2 separate regions of the Homo sapiens genome follow, and region 2 is linked to region 1. A link is a loop called in an ENCODE intact Hi-C map of the cell type or tissue named here. Cell type or tissue: mammary epithelial cell. All regions are shown on one strand.

Region 1 (8,000 bases):
AGCTACTCAAGAGGCTGAGGCAGGAGAATCGCTTGAACCCGGGAGGCGGAGGTTGCATGAGCCAAGATTGAGCCACTGCACTCCAGCCTGGGCGACAGAGCAAGACTCCGTCTCAAAAAAAAAAAAAAAGTAGTAATTTTGAAGGTGATATTGAGGAGGAAAAAAAGAGAGTAAGGGGATCCCAAGTGCTAGGGACCACACAGGTGGAGTGGGCTTATGAGCTGCAGTTTTAAATAGGGTAGTTGGGGAAGGTCTTGATGAGAAGGGGCTATTTGAGCTGTGTCCCAAAGAGAGTAAAGGAGTGAACCTGGGGGCCCTGGGGAAGTGGCTTTCAGGGGGCAGGGCAGCCCGTGCAGTGTGTGCCAGGAGTGGGGCAAGCCTGCAGGAAAGCGGGAACAGATGACTTCAGAGGTGGGGCGGGGCGTAGGGCAAGCAGAGCACGTTAAGGCTCTAGGGAGAGTCATTGGAGGGCTCTGAGCAGATATGTTACACTTCAACAGGATTTGTCTGGCTGCTGTGTGGAAAACAGTCCACAGAGGGAAAGGATGGAATCAGGGGAGCAGTTAGGCAGCTATTGCAATCAATAATCCAGATGAAAGATGAGAGTATCTTGGATCAGGGTGGTAGTGATGGAGACGGTGAGAAGAGATCAGGTTCAAGGTGCATTTTTTTTTTTTTTTTGAGACGGAGTCTTGCACTGTTGCCCAGGCTGGAGTGCAATGGCACAAACTTGGCTCACTGCAACCTCCACCTCCCAGCTCAAGCAATTCTCCTGCCTCAGCCTCCCAAGTAGCTGGGATTACAGGCACCCATCACTACACCTGGCTAATTTTTGTATTTTTAGTAGAGACGAGGTTTCACCATGTTGGTCAGGCTGGTCTTGAACTCCTGACCTTAGGTGATCCGTCCGCCTCGGCCTCCCAAAGTGCTGGGATTACAGGCATGAGCCACTGTGCCCAGCCTGCATTTTCAATTATAACTTACAAACTAGTTGGGACACCAGTCATTCCTGTGAAACAGATAAGACCGTACACTCTACCATACTGCAATGATGTGGCTTGAGAGGTCCAGAAAATTCAACCTAGTTGAGGAAGATGTAGGAGAGCTTTATTTTTTATTGGGTCTCTGCTGTTGAAGAAAGCACAAATGTAACAATAGTGAGCTTATAGACTACTGCAACACACTGAAATGAGTCAATCCCAAATGATCATGAGGCTGCCACTTCCTCAAACCCTGTCCTCATTCCTGCAGAAGAGAAGAACTTTAGCCATTTGAAAACTGGCAGAAGGACCAGAGCCAGCCATGGTAACTTCTAATTTGCATTTATTTGCAATTTATACAGGCTTTACCATGCTATGTCAGTATGTGATTAATGGAATGACCTTAGCAATTGTCACAACCAGAATGAGAGGTGCAGACCATTAGTACATAAAAATTCGAAAGAGAAAAAGATCACGGTAAACTGGAGAAGAGAAGGCTCCTGAAGAAGGGGCTGGAGAAGTGCAATCGGTGGGGAGGGAGGATGAGGAAAGGCACTCCTGGCGGGGCAAACTGCATGTGTAAAGGCTTGCAGTAAGGAATCAACTTGGATAACAAGGACAGCAAGGAAGGTGAGTTGACCAAACCCAAGATACGGTTGCATGATGGAAGCTTTGAAGGCCAGACTGCACAGCCCAACAGGCAGTTGGGGAGCCATTGCTGGTCTTTGAGAAAGCGAGTGGTTGTGTCTACAGAGTGAAGATTAACCTGGTGACTGCGGGTGGGGTGATTCAAGGCAGGCAGAGGCAAAAGGAAAGTGGGAGATTTAGGAATCGACCACAGCAGTAAAACCTGGCATAAGTTCCATGGTGGTGACAGTGGCGACAGGAAGTTGTATCGAATGGAGAGGGTTTAGAAGGAAGATGGCAAACCAGGTTGGTACAGATGGGTTTTGAAGTGGTGGTGAGAATTCCAAATGAGGGTGTGCTAGAGGTCAGTTTTTCTAATGTGTCCACCTAGATATCAGTTATGTGAGACTGTCTTGGAGGCAGGAGGTATGGGGTTCATGTTCCAGTATGTTGGGAAACATGGCATTTGACGTGTCCCTCTAGTAGTTCACAGTGTGCACGAGAAGGTAACAGGCTCTGATGCTTTTGTCTAAGCCAACATCTCGACCCCCCTATTTTTGCTGACCCTTTGAGCCAATGGTTTGAGATTCCATGGGCCACAGTTTGGGAGATGCTGTGGAGATACAGTCCCAGAGTTGGGCGAGAACTATGTACCCTAAATAATTTGGACAGCCAGCAGGATAAGGGTGACTCCAGAAGTTGATACTAGTCTGTCACTAGGAAAGAAAGCAGAGGGTCAAGGCTGAGGGTCCCAGGACAAAGCGTCCAGCGAGACAGCTGGAACAGAGAAAAGGAGCAACACAGCTGGAGATAGCACTCAGAGAGGAAAGCCGAGAACCACGGAATCTTGTATGGGAAGGCAAGGGACATGTTTCAGAAAAATGGCAGCTCCCTCCATCTGGATGCTTCCTTATCCTCCTGGCCTCTCCAAGTCCGGCCTCCTCCAAGAAGCCTTCTCTAATGCCAAGACACACCACCCCGTTCCCCTGCACCCTGCACTTCCCTGCCTGTTCCCTTAACATCTGCATGTGCTGTCTCTGAGTGTCCTTTGCTTCCCTGGGGAGGCTGTGAGTTTCTCATATCCCGTGACTAGCAGGATAGATGCTCAGTATGTTTGCTGATGGGAGGGATGGATGAAGAGAGGAAGGCAGGTGTAGACAGGAGAGATCATTCAGATCTGGGTGAGAACCGAGGAGGGGGGCAGGCAGGCTGAGTACAGAGGAGGCTAGGTTCTTCCCAGCTGCCTCTGGGGAACCCCTGGTGGAGGCTGCTCCCATCTCGTGGGGAGCAGTTGCGGGGCCCTTTTGAGGGCGGTAAACAGATGGGACCTGGTGAGCCGGGAGATGCTTGAGGTTCCAGGGAGGCTGCTGCGGAGACAGGCGGTCAGGACAAAGATCCCATGGATATGTACTGGGCAGCTGCTGGCTGACCTGCACCGAGGATGGTGGTGGCAGGTGGGGAGCGGGGTCCTCCATGGCAGTGCTCCTCTGCCAGTGCCCACGTGTATAGGAGCCCCTGGGGGGTCCTGGCTCAGCCGCGTGACCTTGGATGAGTGAGTGGCCTCCCCTTCCTTGGGCCCTGTGTTTTCGTCAGCCCTTCCCGCCCAAATTCCTGGAAGGCCTTTCCTCTTTCCTAGAATCTCCACCCTGCTGCAGCCTGCCGAGTGGGATAGCACCCCACACACGCCCCAGGAGGAGGGAGTGGGCTCAGGGAGGAGCATGATTCCCATGGAGTGAGAGATACTGAATCAGAGAGTGAGCTGGCAGCAGTATACAGGCAAACAGTATACGGGCAAACTGGCCCTTTACGTGGGCCTGGAGCAAGGAGGGCCTGAGCGGCTGAGGTCAGCCTTCTGGGCTTGCCCTAGACCCGCAGCCTAGTGGCTCTGACCGAGGCCAGCTGTGGTCTCTGGTGCCACCCTGTGGTGGTGCCAGGAACCATTTCCCTTAGCCTCACCTTAGGGCCTCTTTGGCCCGTGGCATGGCCCTGGTTTCAGCCACCTTCCCAGGCCCTGTAAGGCAAGGGAAGGGGCAGTGTTGGCCAAAGAACAGTACTGTGGCCCGGCCCCACTGGCACAGAAAGCCACCCACCCAGCCTTCTCTCCTGTCCCACCTGCTTCCTTTCTCTTCTTTTCACCTTTCCTGCCTCCTCATTTTGGCTGTGTCCACGGGGCATACAGATTTGCACACTCATGTTCATCATGTCGGCACAGGCATGCAGGCCCTCCCAGCATGTGCTCTCTGGGTGGCAGGCTTGCTATGACGGCAAGCGTGTATGCCTGTGCATGTGCCCACTTGTGTGTACTCGACATTGCCACGCACGCACACACGCACATGCTTTCACCCCCATTTCTGCCGTCCTTGCCCTGTGCTTGTGCCCTGCCATGCTGGTGTCTTACACTTATAACCCAGGCTGGCAGCACTGCCAGGCCCCCACCTTGCCCTGCAGGCCCAGACCACAGCCAAGAACCACAGCCCTAGTTTCTGGCACCTTGGCAGCTGATTGGCACTCACGGGGCATCTCCTGAGCCAGTGCCTGGGAACCTGTTTTCCCTGTGCCCTGCAGGCAGACAAAATCAGGTGCAGAACACCTAGGTGGCTCCTGGTTCTGGGTCTTGGAAGCCAAGTTGATAGTGTTGGGGCAGAGTGACTGCCAGGTGTCTGGCAGAGGGGTATCAGTGACATTTGCACACGTTCTATGTGCAGGAGAAGCAACGATGCATCATTGCTGGGTGGCCTCAGGCAAGTTCTTTAACCTCTGCAAGCCTCAGCTCCTCAGATATCCAATGAGAATGAATGGCATACCTCCTCAGGGTTGTGGCTGTGAATGGCATGGAGTGGGCAGTGTGCTGCAGCTGGAACTGGCACACGTGTCTCACTGCACCATGAATAGGGATTGAGCTGGGCCAGCACCACACCAAGGACAGTGGGGATGGAAGACCCTGGTGCTGTGGGTACTGCCCTCTGCCTCTCCTCTTGCCTGTCTCTCACTCCAGCTACCAACGCTGCGGCATGTTAGGGCTCCAGGATGGGTGGAGTGCTGCGGGGCCTCGAACTGGAGCTGCTCAAACCTGGGGTGCAGACAGCCTGTCCTTCCTGGCCTCTCCTTTCCCTGCCTCCCTCCCACCCCCTCTACACCCCAGGAGCACACGCTGATGCTGTCCCCTCCATCTCTTTTCCTCACCCAGAATTCCCCTACACCCCGTCTCCTCCCGAACATGGGCGGCGCGCCGGGCCGGTGCCCACGGCCATCATTGGGGGCGTGGCGGGGAGCATCCTGCTGGTGTTGATTGTGGTCGGCGGGATCGTGGTCGCCCTGCGTCGGCGCCGGCACACCTTCAAGGGTGACTACAGCACCAAGAAGCACGTGTATGGCAACGGCTACAGCAAGGCAGGCATCCCCCAGCACCACCCACCAATGGCACAGAACCTGCAGTACCCCGACGACTCAGACGACGAGAAGAAGGCCGGCCCACTGGGTGGAAGCAGCTATGAGGAGGAGGAGGAGGAGGAGGAGGGCGGTGGAGGGGGCGAGCGCAAGGTGGGCGGCCCCCACCCCAAATATGACGAGGACGCCAAGCGGCCCTACTTCACCGTGGATGAGGCCGAGGCCCGTCAGGACGGCTACGGGGACCGGACTCTGGGCTACCAGTACGACCCTGAGCAGCTGGACTTGGCTGAGAACATGGTTTCTCAGAACGACGGGTCTTTCATTTCCAAGAAGGAGTGGTACGTGTAGCCCCCCTTCCAGAGCCTCTGTCTGTGACCGCTCCTCCCCAGCCCCTCCCCGCACGCCCCCTGCCCACCCCCCACCTCCCACTCCAGGAGCTGAACAGAGACTTGCCCAGCTGCCCAAAGCCAGCCCCGAACTCCTGGGGGGCCAGGGGAGCCCAGGGCAGCCACGACTTGGCTTTGTGTTTTATTTCCTCCCTCTCCTCCGCCCTTCCCCATGGTGTTGTGTTCGACTGTGGCTTTAGTGTTACTGTATCTTCCCTTTACGGGCCCCACCTGCCTGCCCTCTGTGTAGGGAGCCCTGTTCTCGTCTTGTGTACCTGGGCATCCCTCCAGGGTTTGGGGAGCCAGCCTCCCCCGCCCCCCTACACTGGAATTTGTTTGTGTTTCTTCACTGGGGGTGGAGGGCTCAAGGGGCTCTAAGAGGGAAAAGCTCCCCACACCCCCAGATGCTGCTCCTCCTCCCGGCTAGAGGGAACCCAACACCCACCAGTGAAATCTGATGCAGCTGGGAGTTTGGACCTTGGGTCTAGACAGCTGGTGCGCCCAAGAGGTAGGGGGAGGGGTGCGGCTTCTCCCCAGTTCCCAGGGAGTCTTGTTTGTTAAGCGGGGCCTTGGGCAGTGTTTTCCTGCTGAGGGTGGTTTTACATTTTTTTTCCTCATTGGCCCACAGAGAGTGGAGTTGGCCTAGCTCTGACGCGTCCCCTCTTTATCCCCAATGTGCCCCCTCCATTAGGGGCTCCAGGTGGGCTCCAGCCCACACTTGCTCTCTGCCTCTGCTGACACGTGCACACACACACACATGCACACACTGCTCCTCTCTGCCTGCTTTCCCCTGGAGTCCCATGCCCTGCCCCATCCAGACACTGCCCAAGGCCCACCCGTCTATTTCCACCTCATTCCCCCTTTAAGCTGAGAATGGGGTCTGCCTATAGAAGCTTCCAGAGACAGCTGAGACTGGGTCCCCGGTGCCTCCACCCTAGGATCTCAGGCCTGCCCCAAACTGCTTCTTACAGCGTGGAGGTTTCTCTGATTTCTCCCTTATCTAGCAACACTTGGTTCTTTTGGCTAGTCAGGGCTGGGATCCCAGGGGGATCCACCTGCAGGAGTCAGAGGTAAAGAAGCATCCACACGGAGGGTAGTGGGGAAGGAAGCCCACATGGCAGAAGCTCTGCAAACACAGTCCGAGGGACTGAGGAGTCCATACAATGCCTCACACACAAAGGCCATTGTCAAAGCCTCGGGCCTGGCAGAAAGTGAGGGGGGTGGGGCCGCTAGGCCACCTCCTGCTCAGCCACCCCTGGTCCTCATTCTGGGATGAGGGGAGGGCCTAGGAGAAGCCCTCCCTTTCAGTGCAGATTCCCTTCTTGAATGGGACATTGAGTTCCTATCAGCCACCCCAGACTGGGTCTTCCCATGTATATAATGGAGGAAGACCCCTCCCAGCCCTCTCAGTCCCCCAGCTCAAAGTGCCTCAGTTCCTCCATCTGCTCCCAGATCCCCTGGCACTCTAGACAGGCATGCCCATGGGAAGGACCCTGGGATGGAGAGGCAGGCTTCGCGGCCCTTCATGCCTGCCCACTGGGATTCCAGTTAACTCACCCCAGGGTGTCAGGGGCTCTGCAGGATGGCAAGTGTTGGGGAGGAGGGAGGCAGACCACTCTGTGCCCCACGGGCACTGACCCACCCTGCCATAGGCTTCCTAAGGGAGCCCCCCAACCCCTCCCCTCCCCTCCCTGGTGCTGCTATTGAACCCCCTGCCAGCTCCATTTCTGCCCTGGCAACCCTGGGCCCAGCAGGTGGGTCGTCGTTGTCTGGCCCTCACTGCCCTGGCCCCAGCCCAGGCTGCCCAGTAGCCACGTAGCAGAAGTCTGAAGCCATGCCAGCCCTGGTGCGGCTCTCCCCTCTACACATTTGGGGTACTGGATAGGGTGAAGTTAGGGGAGAAAATTGTGGAGTCTTTCCAGCCACAGGGCAGAGGGAGGTGGAGGAGCTGGGCTGCTTTTCCCAGCAGTATTAGTGTCCCCCAGGACAGGGGACCTTTTCCACATTACATCACTGCCCCATCCCACCTTACAACACTCTGGCCCCTCTGCTTGGTCCCCTTTTCCCCCAGGCAGGAGGCAATCCCAGGGGCCTGCCTGATAGAGGCATTTCCTGTCCCTGTCTCCTCCTGCATCTCCTTTATCCTGCACTGCCACCCTCTATTCCCCATTCTGTGTTGGACTTTGAAGGCCCCAAGCCCAGCCAAAGCACTGAGTTCCCCCTTAAGACACCTCCACACCCTCCCCACAAGCAAAGCACAAATTTTGGGGTCCATGTAGCATGGGCCACGTAGGAGGCTCCTGACTTGCCAGGGGCCCAGCCTCAGCATACCCACCGAGCAGCTGCCAGCCTGGGCTGAGGGTGGGCATGAGGCAGGAGTCAGCACTTGGACCTAGGGATGTGAGGTTTTCTGTGCCCCAAGTTTGTGGGAAGGTGGGCACTACTGCTGGGCCCACAGACACAGCCAGCTGGCAAAAGGGAGGTCTAGCCCAGCAGAGAGATGAGGACATTTTGCTTCTCCTTCATGCCCACAGCATGAGCTGAGCTTCTGCTTTGCTGGAAATGAAATAAACTTGGTATGAATTGTGCCAAGGCCTCCCCAGTTGTCATCCTGCCT
Region 2 (8,000 bases), 440 kb before region 1:
ACTCCAATTAGGATTCCAATCTGGAGATCCTGACATTAGGGACCAGCCCCTGATCACAGGGTAGGTAAATCTTGCAGATCAGGCCAAAAAGGCCCCTAGAATTGTCGGGTCTTGGATCACTGCTGCCTCCTGAGGCAGGTTAGGGTAGGGTGGGTCTAGCTAGCAGGCTCATCTGTCGTCTGGCCTCGCTGACCACTCTTGTTTCCCCCACAGTCTCACTACCGGCCATTCTACGTCAACAAAGGCAACGGGATTGGGTCCAACGAAGCCCCATGAGCTCCTGGCGGAAGGAACGAGGCGCCACACCCCTGCTCTTCCTCCTGACCCTGCTGCTCTTGCCTTCTAAGCTACTGTGCTTGTCTGGGTGGGAGGGAGCCTGGTCCTGCACCTGCCCTCTGCAGCCCTCTGCCAGCCTCTTGGGGGCAGTTCCGGCCTCTCCGACTTCCCCACTGGCCACACTCCATTCAGACTCCTTTCCTGCCTTGTGACCTCAGATGGTCACCATCATTCCTGTGCTCAGAGGCCAACCCATCACAGGGGTGAGATAGGTTGGGGCCTGCCCTAACCCGCCAGCCTCCTCCTCTCGGGCTGGATCTGGGGGCTAGCAGTGAGTACCCGCATGGTATCAGCCTGCCTCTCCCGCCCACGCCCTGCTGTCTCCAGGCCTATAGACGTTTCTCTCCAAGGCCCTATCCCCCAATGTTGTCAGCAGATGCCTGGACAGCACAGCCACCCATCTCCCATTCACATGGCCCACCTCCTGCTTCCCAGAGGACTGGCCCTACGTGCTCTCTCTCGTCCTACCTATCAATGCCCAGCATGGCAGAACCTGCAGCCCTTGGCCACTGCAGATGGAAACCTCTCAGTGTCTTGACATCACCCTACCCAGGCGGTGGGTCTCCACCACAGCCACTTTGAGTCTGTGGTCCCTGGAGGGTGGCTTCTCCTGACTGGCAGGATGACCTTAGCCAAGATATTCCTCTGTTCCCTCTGCTGAGATAAAGAATTCCCTTAACATGATATAATCCACCCATGCAAATAGCTACTGGCCCAGCTACCATTTACCATTTGCCTACAGAATTTCATTCAGTCTACACTTTGGCATTCTCTCTGGCGATGGAGTGTGGCTGGGCTGACCGCAAAAGGTGCCTTACACACTGCCCCCACCCTCAGCCGTTGCCCCATCAGAGGCTGCCTCCTCCTTCTGATTACCCCCCATGTTGCATATCAGGGTGCTCAAGGATTGGAGAGGAGACAAAACCAGGAGCAGCACAGTGGGGACATCTCCCGTCTCAACAGCCCCAGGCCTATGGGGGCTCTGGAAGGATGGGCCAGCTTGCAGGGGTTGGGGAGGGAGACATCCAGCTTGGGCTTTCCCCTTTGGAATAAACCATTGGTCTGTCACTTCTCTTGTATTGAATGACCATTTCCCTGAGGGTCCCCAGAGGAACAGGCTGCAGTTCTTCTGAATGCACTTTTTCCCTCTGATGAAGGCACGGTCATCTTCCTGCTCTCCTCTCAGAAACGTGGCTCCTTTGAAACTCCCTTGACCTCCCTCACCCTGTCTGGGACACAGGGGGTGCAGTGCAGGAACCTGGGCCTCAGGGAGGCACGCCTTGGCTAACAATGAACACAGGGAGAATGACAGTGGGGTGTGGGCCTGGGGATATGCTCAATACCTTCTGCCATGCTCAGACCTTCTGGCCGGCCCACCCTAGAGTTCCCAGGGGGAGAAGGGCCCAGAAGTGGCTGGGAGCCAAGCACTCTGGTGCTCAGACGCAGGCTGGAGTGGAAGTCCACTGGAGGCTTCAGACCTGAGGGCCTTCTCAGTGCACAGAGGGCCTTCTGGGAAGGAGAGCTCCCCTTTGAGGCTGGCAGGAGGGTCAGGCTCCTGAAGACAGCATCATCCTGGGCTTGGGGGACGGAGGAAAGGGAAAAGGCCTTCCAGTCCCTGGAAACTCAGAGAAGCCTGGAAGGAGAGTCAGGGAAGTCTTCCTGGAAGAGGTGAGCAAGCCAGGAGGAGGCATGATGGTAGAGAGGGAAGAGGGTGTCAAACAACCACATTCTTTTTCCTGGTGTGGCAGGGACACCCGGGCCCCTCTGTTCTCACTGTTCTTCCTCACTCTGCTCCCCACCAGGGGCCTGATGACATCAGGGGAGCAGTCCCTCTGTCCTAGTAAAAGTCCCTAAGCAAGCTGGCTGCTGGTCCATCGTGGAGGGACAACACTCTTCCTTCCTCCTCTCCACGCTGCTGGGCCAGGGAGCTTTAGGAGCCAAGCAGCCAGGCTTGCCACGAAGGGGCTCTTGGGATTGAGAAAGTGAGGGAGAAATGGCAGAGAAGAGAGAGAAGGGGGAGACAGGAGGGTAAGGGTGAGAAAGGAAAGGAAGGAGAAGGGGCCAAGTGTGTCCATGGAGGACCTTCCAGCACTGTCAAGAAGAGAGACCACAAGTTGGACCCACATGCTTTGGCCACCTGGGTGGTGTTCTCCCTTGGGAGCTGGGACTGCAGAGTGTCCCTGGGGTTAGTTGCTGCTCCCTACAGCCCCCTGCCCTGGGTGCTGGTTCCCTACGTGGTGCCCCAGCAGGTCCACCTCTGTGGGCACCGTGCCCTGCAGCCTCCTGGCCCTTCTTGAGGACCCTGGGGTTGTGATGGTGATAAGGACCCATTCCTGGGCTCCAGAGATGCCCGGACTCTCAGAAAGACCCTGGCCACGAGAGGCTCCCAGTTCTCCAGGCCCTGCCCTAAGCCTACCAGCTCCAGAGAAGGGGAACTGGATGGGACACCAGGTCTGGCTAAATTCCCCTGTGGGGGCAGCCAGGCCCTTGCCTGTCCCATGCCTGGGCTGCACCAGGGGCTGCACCTGCTGCACAGAGGCTGGCTGGTGGGATGTTGGGAAGACCGCTGTGTCAGGAGGCCCAGGGCTGTGCTGGGAACTGGGCGGGGACGTCGCTGAGCATCACACTCTCCCCATCAATCCCCACCAGGTCCATTATCGTCTGAGCTGTGATTATAAAGCAATCAGGGAAATCCTTTCTTCCCAGTTCTTGAGAATGCCTCTGTCCCCAGCATGAGTGAGAATAGGAGGTTTAATCCTCCTATTAGGGAGGAAGGAGGGGGGCAAGGCTCTATATCCACTTCTGTTCCTCTCAGACCCAGACAGTCCTGGCCCATGCTCCCTTGTCTCCTGCCCTCTCCCAGCTCTGGGCGTTGGGTGATTCTCAGAGGTGTGGGTAGCCCCCTGGCAGACCAGCGAGGAGGGAGGCAGCAGAGGGGCTCAGCAGGGAGCTCTGGCAGGGTAGTTGGGAGCCCTGAGTCTCATCCAGGCTCTGTTGCTTGGCTGTGTGATCTGGGCTAATTGCTTGCCCTTTCTGGGTCTGACCTTCTCCATCTACAAAATGAGGTGTATTCATTGGATCATTTCTGGGGTTCTTTCCCAGCTCCAACAGCCTGTGAGGTGGAGACCACAGCAAAAGGAGGGTTGGAAGGGACAGGAACATTGAGCTTGGTGTCAGGTTGGGAATCCACCATCAGACCTGGGCTGATAGGCAGGCAGGTTGGACTCCCAAATCTCCAAGGCTCCCTGTACCCAGCCCCGTGCCTCTCCTTTCCTTTAGACCCTGTCAGGGGCATGGGTCCCCATCTGAGAAGCCTTCTCTGTCCAGGACGGGGGAAGGCTGGAGACGCAGGAGCTTCTGAGCTCTGCTCTGGGCCTCAGGACCTGCTGGAATGTGGACTCCGTGATAGCAGGGGTTATTCCATCATGTTGTCCTAGAACAGTGCCTGGCACGTGGGCGGGCCTTGGAGGCTAAGAAGCAGTTAACTGGGAAGAGGAAGTGGGAGAGGAAGGTGAAAAAATCAAAAGGGGAGCTGGAAGGCATCCAATAATGGGTGCCTGGTACATTTCATTGTGTGGAGAGCTGAGGCATAGGCTTCTGAGGGCACTGTGTGGAGCTGGAGCCACACTGTCAGGGCCAGAATCCTGGCTGCACTGCCCATCAGCTGTAAGACCAGGGCCAAGCTGCCCACTCTGTCTGAGCTTCAGTGGGGATAACATCTTAAAGGACTGCTGTGAGCAACAAAAAACTGCAAAGAACCTGGTTTAGCAAGGGCCCAACAGTTGAGAGATTATACTATTATTATTGTGGAATTAACAACAAAGACAATGACGACATTTCAACCTGGGATGAAGCTTGATTTCCCCTCTTTTTGGCCTTCTGCACTTGGTGGAGAGTCACAGGGTGGAAGCTGCTGGGCCCAGCCCTAGGACCCGCACCAGGGCTCCTGCAGTTCTGAGGCACGGCCAGCAGGTGACAGCATTTCACTGCAGTGAGTGGGCGCCAAACTCCTGCCCCAGCCCGGGCCGTCAGGACTGGGTCCCAGGGCCCTTCTACAAGGTGAGCCTCTCTCTCTCTCCTCCTTCCCCCACTTCTGTATTAGCTGAGTAGGCCCTTCTGTCCTAGCCTGTAGAATATATGACCCCAGGACAGCAGTCCCCTGGTCTGAGCAGCAGATAGGGGCTTACTGCTCACCCCACCAGACCTTGCCTAACCTGGCATGGAATTCTGCAGAAGGGGCAGGCTTCCCTTATGTGGGTGCCACCTTTGGGTTCCCTCTGCAGGTAGCTGGCCTGAGGAGGGGGCTGGGTGGGCACAGAAGGCTCAGTTTTGCAGCCCCCAAAGAGGGCTTGCATGAGTCGGACAGGGCTCTACCCAAGGCAGCTCTTGGTGAAGAGTGAGACAGAAAGCCAGAGTCCTCAAAGTCCAAGGGGGAGGGGACACTGAGGGGCTGCGAACTGCCAAGCTGCTTGACTCTTGTCCCCCTTCCGTGTCCCGGCTACGACATGGGGACCTTTGTCCCTGCCTCCTGATGGACCATGGAGAGAGGTCAGAAGGGTAACAGGTGGGACCCCAGGAATGCCTGTCCAGAGGGGCGGGGGCTGGATGGCTGAGGCAGGGCCATCTCATATCCCACCTCCCTTTCCCACCAAACCCTCAAATCACCTCCCAAGAGTGACCCAGACAGTTTTATCTTTCTGAGTATTGACTATTAAGGTTGAAAATGATCTGTTGTTCAGCCACAGAAACAAGGAAGATAAACACTAATTGCTTGGTGAATGTGCCAACTCCTGGCTCCTAATTCATCACCTTGCCAAGGCAGAGGCTAAGAAGAGGCAAAGGAGTGGGGAGGGGGTGAGGAAACTTGGGAACCAACAGACTCTCTTGCAAGATGTGGCAGTGGATGGGTGACCTCAACCCAGCGGATGAGGATGGTGCCTGGGATCCCTGAAGCTCCCCAGGAAGGACAGGGAGCCAGGTGAGGGAGGGAGGAGAGGTCTTTGGCCGGGCTTATCGTTATCAATACATTCATCCCAAGTGGACATATAACGTGTTTCCTCGTTGGCCTTGAGGTTGGCTCTGGTTAGCAAATTCTGCATTTTTCTGAGGTTGGTCCCATTATCATGTTAAGATCCTGAACTGGCTGAATTGAGGGGCTGCAAACCCTGTTACGGATTGGTAACTTGCAGGATTCAGATCTGGCTGTGGAAGGTGGAGCCCTGAGAGCTTGTCTGAGAAGGAGGCGGCATATTCTTTGAGGGTGAGGTGTGGGTCTTTGATGGTTCAGGTGTGGACCTGCCTGGAGTGGGGACTGCACTAGGTGACCTGAGCCCAAGACTGGGGGCATTGTACAGGCCTAGGGGGGAGAGAGGTGCACAGATACCTGATGAGGAGCAGGAATGGAGGCGTGGCTCGGGGGAGGCCTGCATTCATTCAGATTTTTGTGTTGGACCAAGATCTAAGCACAAGATATAGGAGACACAAGCTGCCTCTCTGCATGAATTCACAAGACTGGGCCTGTGAGCTGATCCAGAAGGTGATCAGAGCGTGCAGGGCCCAAAACGGTGATGAGGAGGCATGTCCCCTGAGGAGGGGACAGCTGTGCTGAGAGTGAGTTGAGAAGATCTGGGGGGACCTGAGTGAGTTCTGCATGTGTGAGAAAGGCAGGGCAGGATCATGCCGGGCTACATAGGGGCTGAGCTTTACCGTAAACACAGTGACCACCTCCATGGGAGGGTGAGTAATCAGATCAGTGCTCTAAGAAGAGGACTCAGGAATGAACCGAGGTGAAGCAAGAGTGGAGGCCCAGGTGCGCTATACTGGTGGCTTGAGACATCATTGATGGGACCGACTGTGGCAGGTGGAGACGCTGGTGGCATTGCAGGTGCAGGAGCAAGCAAAGACACAAGCAGGATGTGCAGAGGATGCAGGGTTTAGGAAACAGTTGAGAGCTAAGGGCCAGTGAGTGGAGGAGGGGAGTTGGAGAGTAGGTCCCTGTTGCAGGAGCACTAATGCCAGAGAGGGAGACTGCAGCACAGCTGCCATGGGCTGAGGGGGGCGGAACTGCCATGAGGTGGGTGTGGAAGCAGGGAACACTCTTGGGGGATGATACAGTCCCAGAGATCATCCTCTGTCTGTGCCTCTCTGAGAGAGGCAATGTGCCACTCTGTACCTGACCTGACTTGGCTGGGTCAATAGAAGAAGCTACTTACGCTTCCTTACCCTCAGTTTTCTCATCTGCCAAATAGGGCTAATCATAGTGACCGTATGGGTTTGTAAGAGGATCAAATGAAAGGAGGCAAGTAAGTGTTTCACAGTGCCTGGTGCATCATCACTTGATAAATAGGTGCCTGATGCATGGTGGAGAGCAGGACACAGGGTCCTTTCCCTGCCTCAGGCACTTCTTCCCTGACTGCTGCTTTTGTTGCTGGTGGTGATGGCAGAATCTAATCCCTGGCATTTCAGGGAGGGCCTGCTTAGCTCCTCGAGGCCACCTGGCTCTGGTGTCTGGGTCCCTCCTTCCCTGGTGGCCATGCAGTCATGGGTCCTCTGGGCTGCATCTGGCAGGAAAGCCAGACTGCAGGAGGAGTGGAGGCTAATTCTTCTCCTCCCAGTGGCAGACCAGCCGCTACATGCATGGGTGGCCGGGGTAATTAATTTACACATTTTATCCTGCTTAAACTAATAAGCTTCTCTAGCTTCCTCCACTGAGCCCGAGCCTTCGAGCTGAGCCTGCCAGAAACGTTATCCTGCCCCCCAGGAAGTCTGATGGGGCTTACAGTTGTCCTGTGGGCTCGGGCCAAGGCTCCCAGGCCCTGTGTCCACACTTCCGAGGCTGCTTATTTTGGCCGCTCCTAGCCTGCTGGTCCAGGTATGCCACAGAGGCATCTTAAGATGCCAGTCAACACTGCACACCCTGATGGAAAAGCAGGACTTGGGAGCCCATCCTTCCAGCCCCCTGCCCCACAGCCTCCCGCTCCTGAAGTAGCAGGGTCTGGCTCCAGGACGCCTGGGAACACAAAGTCCTCCTCCATGTAGTGAAAAAGAAGTCTTTAAGACAGGTTGTGGAGTGAAGATAGTGACGTGGGAATAATGTGTGACGTAGCCGCTATTTTCTTGAGAAAGGAAGAAACGCACATCCACATTTGCTTGCATGAGGATAAAGCCTCCTGGATGGGTGTACAAGGAACTGGCTACTCCTAGGGAGGAGCTGGAGAGCTGCAAGGTAGGGCGGGAGGGAGACTTTCCCCGTGGACCCCTTTGTACCTCTTGAGTCTTGAAGGCTGTGAATGTATCACATGTTCAAAATGCATCAACTGTTGGAAAATAAATACAAACACGATGGAAACCCCATCTGTGCAGCACATGTTTAGTGGGTGCCCCTCTGTGCCTGGGAGCAAGGGTGTGAGAGAGCAGGCCATGCTCACACCTTTCAAAAGAGTGAGGGGAGAGGAAGAGAGGTATGTCCGTGATTATAATCATCATTGGTGAGTTCAATGCCAGAGGAAGCCTGGAGTCCTCTGGGCTCACAGAGGAATCCAAGTGGGTAGTTAGAAAGGGCTTCCTGGAGGAAGAGATTCTTGAGCTGTTTCGAAGGTAGCATAAGAGTTGACTGGGTGGAGAAGGGAGGGAAGGTTTGGATGAGATTGAAGTGTGGGTTTCTA

What was found. Peaks named below come from ENCODE experiments on the same cell type or tissue, not always from the same donor. Only the 100,000 strongest peaks of a DNase experiment are listed, where the experiment ranks them.
Region 2: it touches region 1 in a loop (10-fold over the local background); 98 of 110 quality-filtered maps call a loop at or near these places.

The regions. Positions count from the first base shown.
Region 1 is chr11:119,662,092-119,670,091 of GRCh38, reverse strand. It overlaps NECTIN1 (nectin cell adhesion molecule 1), which reads left to right. Exons shown (of 6, transcript NM_002855.5): 6 at 4,795-8,000. The coding sequence ends at 5,345. Among named protein-coding and RNA genes, the nearest start is that of NECTIN1-AS1, 44 kb to the left of the region's middle. RefSeq lists enhancers at 4,421-4,957, 4,958-5,496. In mammary epithelial cell, a CTCF peak has its summit at 3,524 (motif pointing left); a DNase peak (open chromatin) is centred at 3,431; H3K27ac peaks cover 236 bases.
Region 2 is chr11:120,104,690-120,112,689 of GRCh38, reverse strand. It overlaps TRIM29 (tripartite motif containing 29), which reads left to right. Exons shown (of 9, transcript NM_012101.4): 9 at 214-1,404. The coding sequence ends at 276. Among named protein-coding and RNA genes, the nearest start is that of TRIM29, 29 kb to the left of the region's middle. RefSeq lists an enhancer at 4,194-4,243. In mammary epithelial cell, CTCF peaks have their summits at 114 and 4,306 (motif pointing right); no DNase peak of the experiment used is centred here.